2 separate regions of the Homo sapiens genome follow, and region 2 is linked to region 1. A link is an interaction called in ENCODE POLR2A ChIA-PET data of the cell type or tissue named here. Cell type or tissue: HepG2. All regions are shown on one strand. Links, peaks and the distances in the headings refer to the core of each region. The heading gives the core; the rest is flanking DNA. Region 1 holds the start of TRT-CGT4-1 (tRNA-Thr (anticodon CGT) 4-1). Region 2 holds the start of LOC124903975 (a long non-coding RNA gene).

Region 1 (10,946 bases), core at 4,294-8,293:
TTACTGTACCAAAGGCAGAAGGGTCAAGCTGGCATTTCATTCCGCTGTTCACTTTAGCAGTGGATAATGAATCTTGCTCAATGTATAATTAACACAGGGCTGTAGCTAATGGCTAACTCTCCCATTTTGTAGATGAGGAAACAGACTAAATGGAGGCTGAAGGGACACTGTACATGGCCTCTGCCAAAGTTACCCTGCATCACTAACTTTTGCCTACTCCATACAAATAACCAGCAGCCCACAAACCTAGAATGGAAAGGTGTGTAAGCTGTATATGGCCTCCTGTATCAATGAACTATTGCTTCTATGTAACAAACCACCCTCAAATCCTAAGGCATACAATGATTTATTACCTTCCTGATTCTGTGGTAGGCTGGCAGTTCCTCTGCTGGGTGTGCCTGGGCTCGATCTTGCAGCTGCATCCAGCTGAGGCATCAGCTGAGCTGGAAGGTCCCAGATGGCTACCTGACATGTCTGGCAGACGGTGCTGGCTGTTAGCTGGAATGACCCTCGGGGCCTCTCAACCTTCAGTAGCTAGACTGCCTTTCTTCCACAGCATTCTCAGGGCAATTTCCTAAGACAGTGGAGGCAGAAGCTGCCTCTCTTGGGGCCTTAAGCTTCAGAACTTACATAACATCACTTTTGCCACATTGTTTTAGTCAAAGCAAGCCCCATGGCCAGCCTGTACCAAAAAGTGGGAGAAGAGACTCCACCTCTAGGTGGGAAAAGCTGCAAAGAATTTGTGACTGCATTTAAGCTATCCCACTTATTTATGAGACGGAGTCTGGCTCTGTTGCCCAGGCTGCAGTGCAATGGTGTGATCTCAGCTCACTGCAACCTTCACCTCCCAGGTTCAAGCGATTCTCCTGCCTCAGCCTCCAGAGCAGCTGGAATTACAGGAACCCACAACCACGCCCAGCTAATTTTTTGTATTTTTACTAGAGATGGGGTTTCACCATGTTGGCCAGGCTGGTCTTGAACCCCTGACCTCAGGTGATACACCCGCCTGGGCCTCCCAAAGTGCTGGGATTACAGATGTGAGCACCGCACCAGGCAACCACCTATTTAAAACTGCAACCCGGGCCGGGCACGGTGGCTCATGCCTATAATCCCAGCACTTTGGGAGGCCGAGGCGGGCGGATCATGAGGTCAGGAGATCGAGACCATCCTGGCTAACACGGTGAAACCCCGTCTCTACTAAAACTACAAAAAATTAGCTGGGCGCGGTGGCGGGGGCCTGTAGTCCCAGCTACTCAGGAGGCTGAGGCAAGAGAACGGCGTGAACCCGGGAGGTGGAGCTTGCAGTGAGCTGAGATAGCGCCACTGCACTCCAGCCTGGGCGATAGAGCGAGACTCTGTCTCAAAAAAAGAAAAAAAGAAAAAAAAACAACAACAAAAAAACTGCAACCTGGCCAGGCGCGGTGGCTCACGCCTGTAATCCTAGCACTTTGGGAGGCCAAGGTGGGCAGATCATGAGGTCAGGAGATCGAGACCATCCTGGCCAACATGGTGAAACCCCGTCTCTACTAAAAAAAAAAAAAATACAAAAATTACCTGGGTGTGGTGGTGCGCGCCTGTAATCCCAGCTACTTGGGAGGCTGAGGCAGGAGAATCGCTTGAACCCAGGAGGTGGAGGTTGTAGTGAATTGAGATAGCGGCACTCTGCTCCAGCCTGGCGACAGAGCAAGACTCCATTTCAAAAAAAAAGCTGCAACTCTCCCCCTCCTGAAGAACATCCTAGCCTCCTTCCCTGCTGTATTTTTCTCCCTAGTACTTCTCACCAACTGATAGACTGTATGTTTTGCTTATTTAAGAATGGAAGCCCCATAAGGGCAGAGATCTGTGCTGCTTAGTTCACCGCTATAGCCCTAGCATTGAGAACAGTATTTGGCACACAGTAGATGCTCAATGATTTGCTGAAGGAATAAATGACTAGGTGCTCTTATGACCACGCTGTATGAAGGTGAGTAAGGCTTGATTCCTGCCCACTTGGAGCTCTGTGTTCCAGAACCAGCTCCTAGGCCTACCCAGCTGAGAAGTGGACCTGGGTGAACCCACAGTGACCCCACCAAAGGGCAACTACAATGTGGCCCAGGGTTGATAATGATTCATAGCAGGGGGTCAGAGAGGAAAGAATTCAAAAATTATTTTTCTTGTTATTTATTTATTTATTTTTTAAATGGAGTCTTGCTCTGTTGCCCAGGCTGGAGTGCAGTGGCACAATCTCGGCTCATTGCAACCTCTGCCTCCTGGGTTGAAGCAATTCTCCTGCCTCAGCCTCCCAAGTGGCTGGGACTACAGGTGCACACCACCACACCTGGCTAATTTTTGTAGTTTTAGTAGAGACAGGGTTTCACCATGTTGGTCAGGCTGGTCTTGAACTCCTGACCTTATGCGTGTCAGTCACAGAGACCAGCCCCGTTTTTGTAAAAGAGACTTTTTTTTTTGAGATGGAGTCTCACTCTGTTGTCCAGGCCAGGGTGCAATGGCATGATCTCGGCTCACTGCAACCTCTGCCTCCCAGGTTCAAGCAATTCTCCTGTCTCAGCCTCCTGAGTAGCTGGGATTACAGGTGCATGCCACCACACCCAGCTAATTTTTTGTATTGTAGTAGAGATGGAGTTTCACCATGTTGCCTAGGCTGGTCTCGAACTCCTGAACTTGGGTGACCCACCCGCCTTGGCCTCCCAAAGTGCCAGGATTACAGGCATGAGCCACTGCAACCGGCCTTGTAAAACAGACTTCTAAAGAGCAGTTTTAGGTTCACAGCAAAACTAAGCAGAAAGCAGAGTTCCCTATATACCCATGGCCGCCGTATCTCCCTAGTCTCCCCTGCCATCAACATCCTCCACTAGAGTGGTACATCTGTTACAACTGATGACCCTGCATTGACACATCATCATCCAAAGTACATAGTTTACACCAGGGTTCACTCTTGGTGTTGAACGTTCTATGGGATTTTTTTTTCTTTATTTTTCCCAGCCCAGAACCCCTCTATGGGTTTTGACAAATATATAATGATATGTATCCACCATTATATCATGCAGAATAGTTTTGCTGCCCTAAAAACTCTCTGTGCCCTATCTACTCATCCTTCCCACCCCTCAACCCCTGGCAACCATTGATATTTTTACTGTTTCCACAGTTTTGCCTTTTTTAGAATGTCATATAATACAGTATGTAGCCTTTTCAGTTTAGCTTGTCTCAGTCCGTTTTGTGCTGCTAAGACAGAATACCATAGACTAGGTAATTTATAATGCACAGAAATTTATTGGCTCGTGGGACTGAAGGCTGGGAAGCCCAAGATCGAGGAGCTGGCATTTGGTGAGGACCTTCTTGCTTCATCAACCCAGAGGCCGGGCAAAGAGAGGGTGGGAAGGCAAACTTCTTTTATAAGAAAACTACTTGCTCTATAATGAACCCACTCCTTTGAGAATGGCATTAATGCATTTATGAGGGTAGTGGCCCCATGACCCAAACACTTCCCACTAGGTCCCATCTCCAAGACCACCACATTGGGGATCAAGTTTCTAACACATGAACTTTAGGGGACACATTCAAACCATAGCAGTAGTATGCATTTTCACTTAGTAATATACATTGAAGATTCTTCTGTGTTTTTTTCATGACTTGGTAGTTCATTTCTTCCTTTTCACAGACTTAATTTTTCAGAGCAGTTTTAGATTCACGCAAAACTGAGCACAAAGTACAGAGAGCTCCCACATACTCTCTGCCCTCCCAACTGCACAGCTTCCCCTGAACAAGAGTTGTGCACTTGTTATAACTGATGAAAAGGTCCACTTTATTTTTTCTTGTGCTGTGTTGTCCAGGCTAGGGTACAGTAGCACAATCATAGCTCACTGCAACCTTGAACTCCTGAGCTCAAGTGATCCTCCTGCCTCAGCCTACCAAGTAACTAGGACTATAGGTGCTATCATGCCTGCCTTGTTTTAGTTTACTTTTTGTAGAGATGAGGTCTCACAATATCGCCCAGACTAGTTTCTAACTATTGGCCTCAAGTGATCCTCCCACCTTGGCCTCCCAAGGGAAGCCTGGGATTACAGGCATGAGCAACCATACCCAGCCTTTTGCCCATTTTTAAGTGAGTTGTTTGTTGTTGTCGAGTGGTAGGAGTCTAAATTTTATTTTGGATAGCAATTCCTTATTAGATATCTGATTTGCAATATTTTCTCCCATTCCACAGATTGCCTTTCATTCTGTTGTTTCCTTTGCTGTGCAGTTTTTATAAAGTCTGACTTGGTCCTATTTGTCTATTCTTGCTTTTGGGGTCATATCTAAAAAAATCATTGCCACATCTAATGTTGTAGACCTTTCCCCCTGTTTTCTTTCAGGATTTTTATAGTTACAGGTCTTATGTTTATGTCCTGAATCCATTTTGAGGTAATTTTTGTATATGGTGCTAGGTTAGGGTCCAACTTCATTCTTTTGCATGTGGATATGCGGTTTTTCCAGCATCATTAGTTGAGTCCAGAGATCCGCCTGCTTCGGCCTCCCAAAGTGCTGGAATTACAGGCGTGAGCCACCGCGCCTGGCCGAGTCCAGAGAGTTTTTAAAAGCATAGAGAGGAGGCCAGACACGGTGGCTCATGCCTGTAATCCCAGCACTTTAGGAGGCTGAGGCGGGTGGATCACCTGAGGTAAGGAGTTTGAGATCAGCCTGGTCAACATGATGAAACCCTATCTCTACTAAAAATACAAAAAATTAGCCGGGAGTGGTGGCAGGTGCCTGTAATCCCAGCTACTTGGGAGGCTGAGGCAGGAGAATTGCTTGGATCCGGGAGGTGGAGGTTGGAGTGAGCCGAGATCGTGCCATTGCACTCCAGCCTGGGCAGAGCAAGACTCTGTCTCCAGAAAAAAAAATCTGCACACAAATAAGGCTTAATTTGGCAGTGGTGGTGGCAGGGTGGCTGTCCCCAGCGAGCATGAGCCCTGCCCTGAGATAAGGGCTTCTCTTCCCCCACCCATGCAGACTCACCTCTCTCCTGGAACAGATGCTGTGGCCACAGGCCAAACAAGAACAGGGGGACCTAATTCCCCCCTTTATTTAATTTAAAGAAAATAAAAGATTTACCAAAAAAGTATACAGTATCCTAATAGGCACTCGTGTTCCCACCTCTGCCTCTTCCATAGACTAGAAACAAAACAATGCCAATTAAGTTAAAGTCCCCTTTGTCCCCCATCCCCAGTCCCAGGCTCCCTCTCTGTTTTTCCAGTAAATTTTCACGTGTGTTTCTGGGCTCTGCCTAAGCTGACAATCAGTCCTTTGAATCCGCATGGTTCCTTTTCATCGTGACCTACTGTTCCGCGGTATGAGAGACCACATGATTCTGCCATTCGGGTCGCCATGTCATCCCTGGGGGCCTCTCCTAGCGTGCCCACCTCGGCTCCTCCGGGGCAAGGTCATCCAGGCTACACAGATGCTCAGGGTCCTCCTTGCCAGGGGCTGCAAGGGGAGCGAGCTGAACCCGAGGAAGGTCGTGCTTCGTGCAGGGCCAGCGAGGGAAGGTCACCTCCCGGCGCCCCGAGCCTGGCCCCATGCCCCAGGCTCCCCGCGTCTTCCTCGGAGCGCTGGCCCCGTCCCAGTCCCCGCCCCCGGCCGCGCCGCCCTTCTTGGCTTGCGCCCTGGTCCCCACCAACCCCGCCCGAGCCCCCACGGACCCTGCCCGGCCCGACGGAAATGACCCGGCCAGGGTCACACACGGCCCCTGCCCGCTCCGCTGCGGCCATCTCCGCTTCCGCTTCCGCTTCCGCCGAGGCTTCTTTCCGACTCAGGCACGGCTCTGTGCCGTAGCTTTCGACCCCACCGCCAGGCCGCTGCCCGCTCTAGGCGTGGGCTGGGTCTCGGGGCATCGCTCGCGGCGGGCGCGGGGCGAGAGAGGAGGGAGGAGGGCCGGGCTTCTCAAGACGCCGGTTCGGGTCCCGCAGGCGGCGGGCGCGGGACCTGCCCCTGACCGGGCGGGAGCGGTGCTCGCAGAGTCAAGCCCGGGCTTGCGGGTGGGGCTTGCGGGGGCGGGACCGGGGGCGGGGCCGAGGCCGCAGCTCCCAGCCGGTACCACCTCCCCTCCACTGAGAGATTCCACCGGTCCCTGGGCTGTCAGGCGCGGTGGCCAAGTGGTAAGGCGTCGGTCTCGTAAACCGAAGATCGCGGGTTCGAACCCCGTCCGTGCCTGAGACCCGAGGTAGGGCTTTGGCTGTGGGGAAGTCGGGTTTTCTCCACGTACGCCGTCCCTTCTACGTGGCATTTTTTCCATTTTCGGATTCTGCTCAGTCGCCCTCCAGTTCGTCTCCTGCCCCGGGCTCCGCGGTCGGCGGGGGCCGGTGCACCTGGGCTTCGAGACTCCAGGGTCCACCTTACAGGTGAGCTCGGCCCCCGCCGCGCCGCGTGCGCCCTCGCCGCCGGTCCCCGCGTCTCCTTTCCCCCAGCCGCATTTCGCAGAGCCGGAGTCGTCTTCACTGCTTCGCCAATGGGGACACTAAGGTCCAGGTGGCCCGCGGGGACTCGGGTCCCGCCCGATTTGCGAGTGTTATGGCGGGGCAACTTTCCAGAGAGGGTGCCTGAGTTTCCCGAACGGTGGTTTCTGGATTGTTCTTTGGAAGGTGAATTATGCAGGCCATGCGCACTGCCTGTCTTCCTGTCTACAAAGCAAACCAGATTGTTCAACTGGTGGGTGCTTCTTTTCCAGTCCTGGTGAACTGATCCTTTGAATCTGCCCCCAGCCAGTTATGACACTCCCCACATCATCTCTAGGATAAACAGTCTGATTTAACATATTAATAACATGACATTGAGCGCCTCCTCCCATTCCTGGACCCTCTTTTTGATACACTGCTCTGTCTGTCCTCCTCTTCAATTGTAACACTCCCTACCGAACATACTACTCCAGACAGAGTCTTATGAATGGAACTTCACCTCCCTCATTCTATACCCCATACTTCTGTTAATGTAGCCCTGAAAAACCACATTACTTTCTCTGAGGCCTGTTGCACAGATGACCATGAGGAGCTTTAGGTGGACTGAATGTCAGAAGAGTCTCAGGTTATCAGAAGAGAAGGTATAGGGCCCAGGCAGCAGAGAAATATTGACCTTTTCTCTAAGATCCCAATAAATGGAAGAGACGCTCTTGGCTTTTGAAGGTAATGCCGAGCTAGGGTGTCAGTGTCATCATGAAAGTGTTATTAAATACAAATTGAGGCCTTTTTTGACAAGCGCCTCAGCCTAAACAGAGTCCAGATATTCAGGCATAGAAATAGGAAGGTGAAAAGTCCTGCTCTACTGGATATTGCCTTGAATCCTGTCCCTTCAAATTCCTGATGAGAAGGAGCTTCAAGACTGAACATTGTGTTTTCCGTTTTTTTTTTTTTTTTTTTTTTTTTTGAGACGGAGTCTCGCTCTGTGGCCCAGGCTGGAGTGCAGTGGCGCGATCTCGGCTCACTGCAAGCTCCGCCTCCTGGGTTCACGCCATTCTCCTGCCTCAGCCTCCCGAGTAGCTGGGACTACAGGCGCCCGCCACCATGCCCGGCTAACTTTTTTTGTATTTTTTAGTGGAGACGGGGTTTCACCGTGTTAGCCAGGATGGTCTCCATCTCCTAACCTCGTGATCCACCCACCTCGGCCTCCCAAAGTGCTGGGATTACAGGCATGAGCCACCGTGCCCGGCCAAACATTGGGTTTTCTGAAGGAGCTGGAGCAGAGAATTCCACCCCAGCGGAGGGCAGAGGGACAAGCCAAGCCGAAGTCAATATAAGAGAAATGCAAGGGGCCGGGTGCAGTGGCTCACACCTGTAATCCTAGCACTTTGGGAGGCCAAGGTGGATGGATCACTTGAGGTCAGGTGTTTGAGACCAGCCTGGGCAACACAGCAAAATCCCATCTCTATAAAAAATACAAAAACTGCCAGCCGCAGTGGCTCACGCCTGTAATCCCAGCACTTCGGGAGGCTGAGGCAGGCAGATCACTTGAGGTCAGGAGTTTGAGACCAGCCTGGCCAACATGGCGAAACCCTGTCTCTATTTAAAATACAAAAAAATTAGCGGGCATGGTGGCACATGCCTGTAGTCCCAACTGCTCTGGAGGCTGAGGTGGGAGAATCGCTTGAGCCCAGAGGGTCGAGTTTGCAGTAAGCTGAGATGGTGCCACTGCACTCCAGCCTGAGAGACAATGAGAAACTGTCTCAAAAAAAAGTGCAAGGTACAGAAGAGGTCAGTGTAAAGATTTTGGGGAAACATGGGCTTCCAAAAGTGAAGGACCAGAGGCAGGGGTCAAGTATGGATTCCAGGTCAAGTTTTGTGAGAGGAACTAGAAGTGAAGGCAAGTCAGATACAAGCACCAGGGTGAGCCTGGGGAACAGAAATCTTGTAATTACCTTGAAGGCCAGCAGGTATCTACATGCACCCCTGTGGAGCCAGGGGTAGGTCATTGGCTTAAAGAATAAGGACAGAATTGAAGGCAGGGGCAGAAAGGGACACATATGTTGAGTTTGTTGCATGACCTCCATTAAATCGCTGATACTCCCTGGACTTCAGCTTCCTTAGTTGTAAAATTCTACAGTTGAAAGAGCTATGTCCTAAATGCCTTGTGTCCTGAAATTCTAGGTTTCTACCTCAGAGCCTGGACCTTGCAGAAGCAAGGGGATCACAGGCCACCCCACCCATCATAGTAGCCCCTTCTGCAATGGGGCTTGACCATTGCAACCTCATGATGAGATGTGACCAGGGCTCCTCCATCCAGGGAGTTATAAGCAGTCCTCCCTGATGGGAAGCGCTGGAGCTGCAAAGGCTCCGCCCATGCTGGTTACCCCTGGTAGAGTCCTCCCTTTTGCTCCTCCTTAGTGTCCAGGGCAAAACATAGGGCCTCTGGTACTGCATTTTGAGAGCCACGCAGGCAGACACAGTCATTTGTGGGCAGCTAAAACCTCCAGGATATTTTTTAAAACATAGACCAGAATTTGGCAAGTCTATATATTATGCCTCATTCTATAAGTTTTAGCCCAATACCAGCCTGGAGAAATATGCTTTTTTTTTTGTTGTTTTTTTTTTTTGAGACGGAGTTTCACTCTTGTCACCCAGGCTGGAGTGCAGTGGTGCGATCTTGGCTCACTACAACCTCCGCCTCCTGGGTTCAAGCAGTTCTTCTCCCTCAGCCTCCCGAGTAGCTGGGATTACAGGCACTTGCCACCATGCCCGGCTAATTTTTGTATTTTTAATAGAGACAGGGTTTCACCATGTTGGCCAGGCTGGTCTCGAACTCCTAACCTCGTGATCTGCCTGCCTCAGCCTCCCAAAGTGCTGGGATTACAGGCGTGAGCCACCGTGCCCAGCCCAAGAAATATGTTTTTAAGTCTTTTACCATACAATAAAACAAATTTGAAAACCACACAAATCAAGTGAATGCCTTAATGAATTATAAGGGGAACACTATCCAAATTAGAGAATTTTGCCGGATACCCCAGAAACCCTTTTTGTGTGTCCCCCCCTAATCACAACCTCCCCAGGGCCATAAGTATCCTTACCCTCTAATCACTTCCTTGCATTTTAGTTTATCACCTAATTGAGCATCGCGACATCTTTGTACACTATAGTTTAACTTTGCTCATTTAAAAAAATGGATAGAAGCTTTTTTTTTCAATCAGGAGGTACCCCTTCCTTCCCTTTCATTTCCTGGCAGTGTGTCTGTTGAGGACCCTGGGCCACTGCACCTGGAGGGTTTCCCACAGTCTAGATCTTGCTTACTGCAAACTCTTGGTGCAACCCAGTAAGCTCCTCAGTCCTCAGTACTTCCTGCAAATCAAATTGGCAGTTAGATCCAGACGCTGGATCGGAGTCAGGTTGGTTGCCTGTGGCGAGACTCTGGTATTACCTCCTCTGAGAAGCCTCTGATTCCCCCAGGTAAGGAGTCCCTCAGTTTCTTGTCTGGGACCCCTCTGTGTGTCTCACACCATACTTGGAAGCCCCTTAGGACTTGGATGGTGTCTCACTCATGTCTGTGTTTCCAGCAGCTGGAACAGAGACAGAGCCTTGGCACAAGGAAGGTCCTGACCTGAAGGGCTAAGGAAGACTTCCCTGAGGAGTGACATTGTGGCTGGGCTCTGCAGGATGAATACGAACTCACCAGAGCACAACCAGGTCTTGGGTATCTCTGCCCTCATTCAGTCATCTTTGACACTCAAATATCATGATCTAGGTTGCATCTAAGCAGGCAGGGGTTCTTTTCTTTCCGCAGTGGCCTCTCTAACCTGCAGGTAAAATCAATTTTTGAATTAAGAAACAAATTCTCATTCCCTGTAGATGGTTTTATTAGCAAACCCCAAAGGTCTAACCCCATACTTGGGGACAAATTTACCAATTTGGAATAATACACTGATAGAAATGAAACCAGCCAACCCTCTCATTTCACACTGCAGAAACAGGCAAAGAGAAGGAAAGTGATTGTTCTAGGTCACCCAGAAAGCTCTACTTTTATCATAGATATTATGCTTGTCTACAGCATGAGCTCAAATCTTCTAGGAAAAGTCATCTTCATTATTAACTTGACATGCACCCAGGAGATGGTCTATCTCTTTGCCAGCCTGTAGGCCAAACTGGCACCTCACTTGTCAAACACTCATGCCTGATCGATAGGAACAGCAGATGGTGACCAAAATCACTATACTTGATTACAATATTAAGGCTTTAGGGGCAAGAGAGGGACACAGATATACACTGTCAAAGGTTGGAATCCCCAGAAGGCAGACCCCTAGACAGAGCTTAATGTGCAGAATGCTTATTCCACCTGGGAAAGGGTGGGAAGCAGGTGTGAAATGAGGGAGAGCCCCCCTCCCCCACCACTCACTGGATGTGGGCTGTCCAGAGAGCTTAGACTAGGCGGCTCTAATGGCAGAAGACAGTCTGTTGACAGCACTCCAAGCAGCTGGGACAAACCCTTTCTTG
Region 2 (10,946 bases), core at 4,649-8,648, 53 kb after region 1:
AGGCCTTGTCAGTGGTGCAGGCCTGGTCTGCCCAGAGCAGCAGGGCCTCCGGCAGGGGCCTGTGACTCAGGGCTCAGTCAGGCGGAGGCAGGATGTCAGTGCCATTCACTGGGCCACGAGGAATCTCACTCTTCTATTTATAGGCAGCGCAACTGCTGGCCCAGCCTGGCCAGAGGAAGTGGCTGCCACTGCCAGCGAGTCAGGAGCTACGATGAGGGAGGCATGGCGCTGCTCCCTCTGCCTGCTGGGGGGGATTTCCAGGTTAGGACCAGCTCTTCCACTGCAGAATGGTCAAGGCTGGGACAGGCCGGAACAATGAGCTCATGTGGCTTCATGACCCATCAACTGAGCAACAGGGTGGTGGACATGGGGTGGCTTGGTCTGTCATGAGCCTAGAAGGGAGGGCAGGATGGGGACCTCCCTGACCCTGCAGGGGGAAGAGGTAAGGTAAAGGCAGTGCCCAGAGCCTGGCATCCTGAAGTTTGGCCCCAGACAACTCACCCCACTCTTCCTGCATTGGGGTCCCAACTTCATCTGTCAGAGACCCCTGTCCCCACCTGCCATCTTGCCCCACACCAAGACGGCTGCTTGTGCTTAGGAAGCTAACACTGGATACCTACTGAGAGGTGAGCCCTGTCACATCCATTCCTGCATCCAGTCTCACAACAGCTACACAACATAAGCCCATTTAGCAAAAGTCAAAACTGAGGTCGAGAGTGGTTAAGGCACTTGCCTGGTTTTGGGTGTGTGCACAAATGTGCCCTCTATGCATAAGTGTTGTAAAATGTGATCTACCTTCCCATCACAGAGGAGCTGTGAGGGGAACTGAGATGGCTTTGGCCATTGTGAATCTGTTGCCATCTCTGTTGGAGTGCCCGTCTACATGGTTGACCTCTGTCCTCAGTTGAGTGTGCATGAAGCATGAAGGATTCTTGTGTTTGTTTCCTGCCCTGGACAAGGTGTCCCTGGAGGTCAGGAAGGGAGTCTTGCTCCTCCTGTGACCCTAGACCCCAGCTTGGATGGAGCTTGGCACCAAGCAAGTGCTCAGTAGACTACCTACCGCATGGGCCCGCAGAGTCTCCCCATCCTCAGACGTGGCCTCTTGCAGGCAGCAGCCCTACTGGATGCTCTGCTGCATTGGGTCTGCACAAGGGGCAGGTACTCAAAGAATGAGGATGGGGGGACACTTCTTCCCGAGAGGCTGCCTGACGGGGAACCCCAGGCCTTCAGTCCTCATGTCAGGTGAGAACCAATTTCTTGAACAGGAGGCCTTTCCGACTGAGTCCGCTGGGGCCAGTTCAGAGGAGACCAGCCTGGGGCCACAGTGGATATTGCAGATCTGCCCTCCTGTGACTGCCGGCTGGTCTACCATGTGTGCTGCTACCAAGGGGCAGGTTACCCCTCTCACCCCACCTGGCCGTGTTCGCCCATCCTCACTGACCCTGAGGAAGCTGGGAGCACCTGGTGAGCCTTTACTGAAAGGCCCAGGCCATTGTTCCAAAGCCAGGCAGAATGGGAGGGAAGAAGGAGGTGGGGGAGGCAATTGGGGTTGATACAAGATGAGGTCTCCCTGCCTGGAGCTCCAGAGGGCCCCTTCTGGCCTCTTCTGCAGTCCTTGGCTCATCCCCTTCACCTCCTCCTACAGGAAGCCTTCCCTACCTCCCCAACCAAAGTTCTCACCCTTCCTTCCTACCCCACCACATCTCTTCCTAAGGTAATTGGCAAACCCCAGGGCCCTTCCTGAGTCTTGCAAAGTTTGCAGGTCTGGCAGTCTCTACATGTCAGTGGCTTTCCTTTTGTGGGCAGGACCCCCTGAGGGGGAGCACAGGAGGGAACGTGGTAGGGGAGGGGTTGGCTCTGAAGGGCTCCCCTGAGGAAGGGAGGATGAGTAGGAGTACAGTCAGTGTGAGCAGAAAAGGGGTCCCAAGGGATGAAGATCTCAAGGAGGGGAGGTAAAGCTTCGAGAATGTGCAAGGAGCTCCAGAGGGTGGAGGGGGGTAAAGCGTGGAGTCGCAGGGTGTGGGGGGAAGTATTCCAAGGCAGGAGATCGGGGGCAGATCTCGAGGGCCTCAGGGCAGGCCAAGCTTTCTTCTGAGCGCAAAATTAGAGTCAGTCAAGGGTCTCAGGCAGGGTGCTGCTTTGCAGGGTGCTGCTTTGCAGGCTGGGGTAAAGGTGGAGGAGATAGGGTGGCAGCAGGAGGGCCAGCTGAGGATGGGGCGGTCTTCCTGCTGAGAGATGACAGCAGCTGAACTTGGGGAGGTGGGGGCAGTGGAGTAAATGGGAGGCTGGGAGAGAACTGAGAACTCTGATGTGGCCTTGATGCCCCCTCCCCAAGGCCCACCCATACTGGTGAGGATTGGGGTGACCGGTGTGAGGAGAGGGAGAGCCCCTGATGAGGCCAGAGTCCAGGCCCAGAGAGACCCCGTCCGCTGTGCCACACATGACATCATTTTTGTGTACTTAACACAAGGTAAACAGGGCTGGAAAAACCCAAGTACTCATTATCTGACTTAGTGGCTGCTGCTGGCTCCTTAACAACTGGTTTCCTGGGATTCTGCAGTTCTCCTGCAGAACGGACCCAGACAGAGGGGCTTCCCTCCGGTGCACAGAGAATCCTTGCCCAGTCCCTGTGCTGGGGGCTCGCTGACCTCTTCCTTCTGGGAGGCTTTGAGTCGTTCCCTACCAGTTCATGGGGCTGGGCCTGCTGAGGGCCAGGCGCCAGGGTGGGCGTTGTGGGAGCATGACGGAGAGCAAAGCCCAAATGTGGTCAGGGGGGTTTGGTTCTAGTGAGCAGGTGGGTTTGAGACCCCAGGAGCACAGGAGGGCAGTGGGAGCCCAGCAGGGAGGTTGTGGTAAGCACCCAAGCATGAGCTGGCCGAGTCCTGGAATCCCAGAGGGCACCTAGGAGGTTATCCACTCTTTTCTTTTTTTTCTTTTTTCTGAGGCAGAGTGTCACTCTGTCACCCAGGGTGGAGTGCAGTGGCACAATCTCAGCTCACGGCAACCTCCGCCTCCAGGTTCAGGTGATTCTCCTGCCTCAGCCTCTCGAGTAGCTGAGATTACAAACGTACACCAGCACACCTAGCTAATTTTTGTATTTTTAGTCAGGGTATTTTGTATTTTAGAGATGGAGTTTCGCCATGTTGGCCTGGCTGGTCTTGAAGTCCCGTCCTCAGGTGATCCACGTGCCTCAGCCTCCCAAAGTGCTGGGGTTACAGGCGTGAGCCACCACACCCGGCCCATTTTGCCATTTGATTCTACAGATGGGTAAACTGAGGCCCAGAGGAGTCACAAGACTCACTTAGAGTCATACTGGGAGAGAACCAGTGGCAGGACTAAAACCCAGGTGTTCTGATGTCGGCGAGAAATTGGCTGGCTCTAGAAAGAAAAACAAATTTAAGCATTAATCCCCTCCCCACTTCCACTCACCACCCAAACATGCACACATGTCACTTCTGCAAAATGTCAATGATCTTGTGAGAAATTTTTTCTTAGTGGGTAGGTTCCAAGTGCTTTCCTTTCACCCCCAGAACCCACCCCCAATCGAGGCCAGAGGACAACATTCCTTCCTGTGGAAATAGCCGAAGGGTGGTTGGGCAGGGTGGCTCACACCTGTAATCCCAGCACTTTGGGAGACCGAGGCGGGTGAATCACTTGAGGTCAAGAGTTGGAGACCAGCCTGGCCAACATGATGAAACCCCGTCTCTACTGAGAATACAAAAATTGCTGGGCAGGCGTGGTGGCACACGCTTGTAATCCCAGCTACTTGGGAGGCTGAGGCGGGAGGATCGCTTGAGTCTGGGAGGCGAGGTTGTAGTGAGCTGAGATCACACTGTTGCACTCCAGCCTGAGCCACAGAGTGAGACTCCGTCTCAAAAAAAAAAAAAAAAAAATAGCCAAAGGGTGACCAACAGCCGCCAGGCAGCCTCAGAGGACCGATTGTTTGCCACTGCTCTACGTGGCAGCACTGGGTGCCTCTGGCCCCAGTCCACCCTCCCTACCCCACTCCAGTCCTCCATGTTCCCTGGATGGAGGCCCCAGCAAGGCAAGAAACTTTCAAAGAGCCCAGAGGCACAGCAAGTTCCTGCACTAATGACACTCGGGGGCTCTGGGGCCTTCACTTGCAAAGCAAACCCTGAAAAATAATCTGGTGGATTTTGTTCTCTGCCTTAAAGAACAGCAACCACAGACAACAACAATATTCCTCTTTTTCTAATGTCAGTTGAGTTTAACAGACAGGCAGCACGGAGGAAAGCTGGAAAACTAGCCCTGCAGCCTTGGACAGATCCTTAACTCCCCTTGGGCCTCAGTTTCCCCATTGGTATCGAACCCTAAGCATTCTTAAGCTTCACTAATCTGTGAGTTTGAATGACCAGTTAATATTAATGACCAAAGCCTGCTCACCCTAGGCCCCTACTTCTGCTCCCAGGGCCTTTATAAGAGGGAGGCAGGAGGGTCGGAGTCAGAGGCAGTGACATGGTGGCAGAAGCAGAGGGAGAGAAGGCAAGGGTCAGCGAGATGCAAGGAAAGGGTCAGGAGCCAAGGCGGCAGGTGGCTTCTAGAAGCTGGAAAAGGCAAGGAAACAGATTCTCCCCTAGAGTGTCCACAAGGAACACAGCACCGCCAGCACCTTGACATGAGGACTTCTTCTCCGGAACCAAGAGAGTAAACGTGCGTTGTATTAAGTTATGAAATTTACAGTTGTTTATGACAGCAGTGATTGGACACTGGATGGTTCAAGAATAGAAAGTGGCTGGCTCAAGGGTAGGACAGACACCACTCCTGCTCATCTCAGGCCACCTGCCTGGCCTCCTCTGCCCCTTCTGCCCAGTCAGTGCCGCTTCTTTGGTGACCCTGAGACACAGCTACCTCTGTTGGCCTCACTTTCCACATGGGCTTCTGCAAGGGCCACCAAAGTCTGTGGGTCGCTGCCTGATCACCCTAGCAACTAGTGTTTGCAATCTTTTTTTTTTTTTTTTTTTTTTTTTTTGAGAAGGAGTCTCGCTCTGTCGCCCAGGCTGGAGTGCAGTGGCGCAATCTTGGCTCACTGCAAGCTCTGCCTCCTGGGTTCACGCCATTCTCCTGCCTCAGCCTCCCGAGTAGCTGGGACTACAGGTGCCCGCCACCACACCCAGCTAATTTTTTGCATTTTTCAGTAGAGACAGGGTTTCACCATGTTAGCCAGGATGGTCTTGATCTCCTGACCTTGTGATCCACCCGCCTCGGCCTCCCAAAGTGCTGGGGTTACAGGCGTGAGCCACAGCGCCTGGCCTTTTTTTTTTTTTTTTTTTTTTTTGAGACAGAGTCTCCCTCTGTCACCCAGGTTGGAGTGCAGTGACGTGATCTCAGCTCACTGCAACATCCACCTCCTAGGTTCAAGCTATTCTCCTGACTCAGCCTCCCGAGTAGCTGGGACTACAGGTGCGCGCCACCATGCCTGGCTAATTTTTGTGTTTTTATTAGAGACAGGGTTTCACCATGTTGGCTAGGCTCGTCTAGATCTCCTGACCTCAGGTGATCCCCCCACCTCAGCCTCCCAAAGCGCTGGGATTACAAGTGTGAGCCACTGCGCCTGGCCTCTTTTTTTCTTTTTGAGACGGATTCTCACTCTGTCACCCTGGCTGGAGTGCAGTGGTGCAATCTCGGCTCACTGAAACCTCCACCTCTTAGGTTCAAGCAATTCTCCTGCCTCAGCCTCCCGAGTAGCTGGGACTATAGGCATGTGCCAGCATGCTGGGCTAATTTTTTTTTTTTTTTTTTTTTTTAGTAGAGACGGAGTTTCACCATGTTGGCCAGGATGGTCTCAATCTCTTGACCTCAGGATCCACCCGCCTCAGCCTCCCAAAGTGCTGGGATTACAGGCATAAGCCACCACGCCTGGCCGGCATTTGCAATCTTTAAGGGACAGTGGTAGCAGTAGCTTGGCCTTTTTCTGGGTCCTGAGTGTTACACATACATGCGAGTGCATATGCGCCCACACACACGTGCTTGCACACACACACACACAGACACACACACACAAACACACGCTGTCCCCTGAACGCAGACCCACTGCCCGGCTAGAGCCAGCGGCCCCATGATTTAGGATTTTGTTCTCTGCCTGAAAGAACAACAACTACAGACAACAGGACCACCCTCACCAACAGCACCCAGGCTGGTTTCTGAGGGGAGCCCCCTATGCTGAATGTCCCTTACCTCCTCACTTCTTCGCAGGAACCCTCATTCTCCACCCACCCCACCCTCTCCAAGGTGGTCAGACATTCTCAGTAGGAATGTCCCCAGCTGTGGATGTGGTTCAAGGTTTCCGATTTCTTACCGAGAGGCCTCTCAGCCCCCATAGATCCACATGCAGAAAGTCCTCACTTAACGTCCTCTCGATGGGCTCTTGGAAACTGCAACTTTAAGCAAAATGACATACAGCAGGTTCTCAATGATGTCGTTTCGTCCCGTGTCATTTCCCTAATAATTGATTTCATTATACATCATTTTGTCAAGGTCACAGTTTCCAAGAACCTATTGAGGACGTTAACTGAGGACTTACTGTACGTGCTAGGGATGGGGTATGGAAGGTGCCGAACTCCACCTGCCATGAGTCGGCCAGGGACCAGCATCCAGGGCAGGACCTACCATGCCCATGTGGCTTGTAACCTGGCTGTGGGAGGGAGGTGGGTAATGGTTGTATATGAGCCCCCATGCCTCCCTGATCATTTTCTGGCCTGGACCCCTGCTATCGACGTCCCCTGCCCCTTCTCATCCTCCAGGTTTGTTTGTCCTCTGCCTCCCTTTCACCAGTGGTGTAAGCAAGCCCCCTTCCCGTGGCCCAGTTCAGCAGTTTCTTTCTGGAGAAACCACTGACAACAGTCAGTTTTGCAGGATCTTGGGAACATTTTCCTTTGAAAGACTTTTTAAGCTTTTATTTAATTACTCAAGTGACACATGTTCCCTGAAGGAAAAAAAAAAAGCAACAAACAGAAGTGATCTCTCATCCTACTTATATCCATATAGAAATAATAATCTGCTAAGCCACTGCTGAAGTCTTGCTATATATCTGATCTATTTCTAATAATCTGATATCTGATAATTGATCACTACTGGAATATTGTTTATTTGTTTTTAACACAGCCATGATCATATCACACATACTTCTCCAATGCAGGCTTTTCTCACACAGCAAATGTGTGATGAACTGCTTTCTGTGTCAGCAGACCTAACATCATTTTTCATGGTTATGTGGTATTTGCCGGTATGAATATGCTATATTTATTAAGTGAATTGTTGGACAACTATGTTGTTTCCAGTTTTTCAAAGCCATAAACAATGTTGCCTTGTAAAGACTTCTTTGCCCACTTACCCAGCTATTTCGGGAGGAGAAATTCCTAGAGGTGAAATTGCTTGGCCAGAGGTTGTGCACATTTTTAAGGCTTTTGGTGCATATTCCTGGCCCCCTCTTAAATCCAGACCCATTTCTTTCATGCTTTGGATTTGTCACCTACTTTAGCATTAACTCAAGGGCAAATAAATTTCAGTGGTGAATCTGCTATTTACAATTTTCTAGGCAGCTTCTGTCCATTAATATGCATGCATGAAAAAAATGACTCTAGTTTCCATTTTTAAAATGCCAAGCATATTCTCACCCCAGTGTTCCTGTGCACCTGGCTCTTCTTGGTAGTTTTGAGAGTTTTGGATTAAATTGTGTTTTTTTCCTTCTAGAATGAGAAGTCCCTAGATGAAGCCAAAGACAGTATAATTTCTCTGAGCCTCAGTTTGCTCATCTGTAAAATGGAGACATTATGAGTACTTTGCAGTATTTTCATGCAGGTGAAAAGAACCCAACTCCACGTCTGACATGATGAAATCTCCGAATTTTATCTGTCCTCTCCCTTCCAGGGCCAGGTGGGGTGTGCAGTGGGGCCTCTGGGCCCAGGTGTTGGCATTGGACACTTGGTTCCTCCTGGGCTCTGTTCCCAGCTTTTCCTACCCATATTTCCAGGTACCCAAGGCTAACTGCCTCCCCCAGAACAACCCCCAGATTCGTTCCACCTTAAAAGGTCCTTGAGCTCTCACTAGAACAACCAAACAAGAGAACAGAACATTAGAGAAAATTGCTTGTCTAAAATAGACAAATAATTTTCATTTCATCCTTCTTTCTGTGCTCCACTTTATCTGTCTTCTTGCTGTCCCTTTTTCTATATAAGCCAGGCACGAGGGCGATATTATTCTTCTAAATTCTCAAGATGGATTATGTAATAATCTAGACTGAAAAAAGAAAAGGCAACTGCTTGGTAAATGGACACGAGTCTTTGCAGCTATTTAAAAAGATAAAGCCCAGATCATCCTCGCCTTCCAGTACTCAGTAGTAGCTGATTGCCCTTATTCTTGGGTTTTGCAGAGAGTCCCAGCTGGGCCTGTTTGGAACTGTATTGCCCAACTTCCCTGATGATCAGAATCACCTGGGATGTTTATGACATTGCAGCTTCGTGGGCTCCAGTCTAGACCTTCTGACTCAGATTTTTCAGGGGAGAGGTCTGCACATTTACAAATGTACCTTGTATTTAGGTCTATACATTTACAAATGTACATTGTATTTAATGAGTGGCCCTGGATGATTCTTAACGTCAGGAAAATATGGTCAACATTGTTAATAGAAGGAGAAAGCCTCAGTTTTCAACTGTGTTTGCACATTAGGGTCTCCTGGGGACCTTTAAAAGCTCCAATGCCGGCCGGGCGCGGTGGCTCACGCCTGTAATCCCAGCACTTTGGGAGGCCGAGGCGGGCGGATCACGAGGTCAGGAGATCGAGACCATCCCGGCTAAAAACGGTGAAACCCCGTCTCTACTAAAAATACAAAAAATTAGCCGGGCGTAGTGGCGGGCGCCTGTAGTCCCAGCTACTTGGGAGGCTGAGGCAGGAGAATGGCGTGAACCCGGGAGGTGGAGCTTGCAATGAGCCGAGATCCCGCCACTGCACTCCAGCCTGGGCGACAGAGCGAGACTCTGTCTCAAAAAAAAAAAAAAAAAAAGCTCCAATGCCCAGTTATATCAGAATTCCAATCATCTTGAACCACATTCAGGGGTGAGTTGAAAGACCTCTGACATGGACCAAGAGTCCAGGGTTCTGAAAGAGAAAGCCCTGGCTTTGTCACTAATTCACTGGGTAGCATCTCTAGGCCCCATTTCCCATACATACAAAATGAAGGACATGGACTAGCCCAATGGGAAAATACTTTCTGTCCTGTGTGGCAGTCTGGTTGATGGGTAGCCGCTGTCTGGGTCACAATACTGAGAAGAGCTCTGAAGCAGGGACTGGGCTAAACAGGAGAGTGCCTTGATGGATTAATGATGTCTGCCATAGGTGCACAGGAGAGGTGTTGGCTGATACATTAACATGCAAGAGCCAAGTATCCCTGGACTAGGTCTTCTGTAAGGGCCCAATTAAGCCTCTGTGATGTAATAATAATGAACATAGCACCAGGTTCATTGTGATGCATAGTTGAGATAATCTATGCAAATAACACCTTGCAATATTTGAGGTGCTGTGCAGATGTTGGCTATTATAATAATAGTTATTATTTTAGTTCTTGGATGCTACTTCTTCAACACTTTTTAAGGCAGGGCCATAAATAGCAAGTGGCCTGTCTGGGCCAGGGTGGGATGAGGTGTGAGGTCAGAATGCAACATTGGAGGCCAGGCGCAGTGGCTCACACCTGTAATCCCAACACTTTGGGAGGCCGAGGCAGGTGTATTACTTGAAGTCAGGAGTTCGAGACCAGCCTGGCCAACATGGTGAAACCCTGTTTCCACTCAAAATACAAAGAAAAAAAAAATCAGCCAGCCGTGGTGGCGTGCACCTGTAATCCCAGTTTCTTGGCAGGCTGAGGCAAGAGAATTGCTTGAACTCGCGGGGAGAGGAGGTTGCAGTGAGCCAAGATCCTGCCACTGGACTCTGGCCTGGGCAACAAAGTGAGAGAGACTCCGTCTCAAAAAAAAAAAAAACAAAAAAATGCATCATTGGATGGGTAGTCGTATGGGATTACAGGAATGAATAGTTGAAAATATTAGAGATTTCAAAGCTAGAACTCTTTTTTTCAACCTGAGGAGGGAAATGATAGAGGGAAGACAACATACGGAGTTCTAGTTCCAGCATACATCTCTGCCCCAACCAGCCTACGGCCCATAGAATCTTTCTACTCTCAGGCACGATTATACTTAAGGACTCCATCCATCCATCCACACACACACCAACCCATCCACCCACCCACCCCGCTACTCATTCACCCATACATACATCCATTTACCCATTTATCCATTTATTGAGCATTTTCCACGTACCTGGCCTACCTAGGTGCTGGAAGTTAGTCAGGGCTGCTATGTTTCACAACACCAGGGGACAGCATTTACACCGTGGTCTTCGCATAGATCCACTGGACACAGAGTGAACAAGACAGATGGCCGGGTACAGTGCCTCATACTTGTAATCCCAGCACTTTGGGAGGCCAAGGCGGGTGGAACACGAGGTCAGGAGTTCAAGACCAGCCTGGCCAACACAGTGAAATCCTGTCTCTACTAAAAATACAAACATTAGCTGGGTGTGGTGGTGGGCGCCTGTAATCCCAGCTACTCAGGAAGCTGAGGCAGGAGAATCGCTTGAACCCAAGAGGTGGAGGTTGCAGTGAGCCGAGACCACGCCACTGCACTCCAGTCTGGGCAACAGAGCTAGACTCAAAGACAGACAAGGTCTTTGCTGGCATGGATCTTTCATTCTAAACAGGGGAAAGATAATAAACAAGCAAACGGTGAATCGGCAAGATCATCTGACATAGTGATGAGTTCTAAGAAACTGAAACAGAGTGATGGGGTGTGATGCACTGTAACAGGTGGGGATAGGCTGGGAACTTAGTTTGAATGGGATGCCCAGGAAAGGCGATATTGGAGTAAAAGCCTAAATAA

Evidence for each region. Peaks named below come from ENCODE experiments on the same cell type or tissue, not always from the same donor. Only the 100,000 strongest peaks of a DNase experiment are listed, where the experiment ranks them.
Region 2: POLR2A ChIA-PET joins it to region 1 with 7 read pairs; 6 of 35 experiments call an interaction of 5 or more read pairs at or near these places.

Annotation. Positions count from the first base shown.
Region 1 is chr17:31,543,957-31,554,902 of GRCh38, forward strand. TRT-CGT4-1 (tRNA-Thr (anticodon CGT) 4-1) reads left to right here and starts at 6,118; the gene lies at 6,118-6,189. RefSeq lists a silencer at 5,752-6,461. In HepG2, for the core only: no CTCF peak of the experiment used is centred there; DNase peaks (open chromatin) are centred at 5,309 and 6,095; H3K4me3 peaks cover 1,971 bases.
Region 2 is chr17:31,596,738-31,607,683 of GRCh38, forward strand. It overlaps LOC124903975 (a long non-coding RNA gene), which reads right to left and starts at 9,299. Exons shown (of 2, transcript XR_007065705.1): 1 at 9,224-9,299; 2 at 8,112-8,256. RefSeq lists enhancers at 1-729, 1-52, 925-1,780, 1,781-2,635. In HepG2, for the core only: no CTCF peak of the experiment used is centred there; no DNase peak of the experiment used is centred there.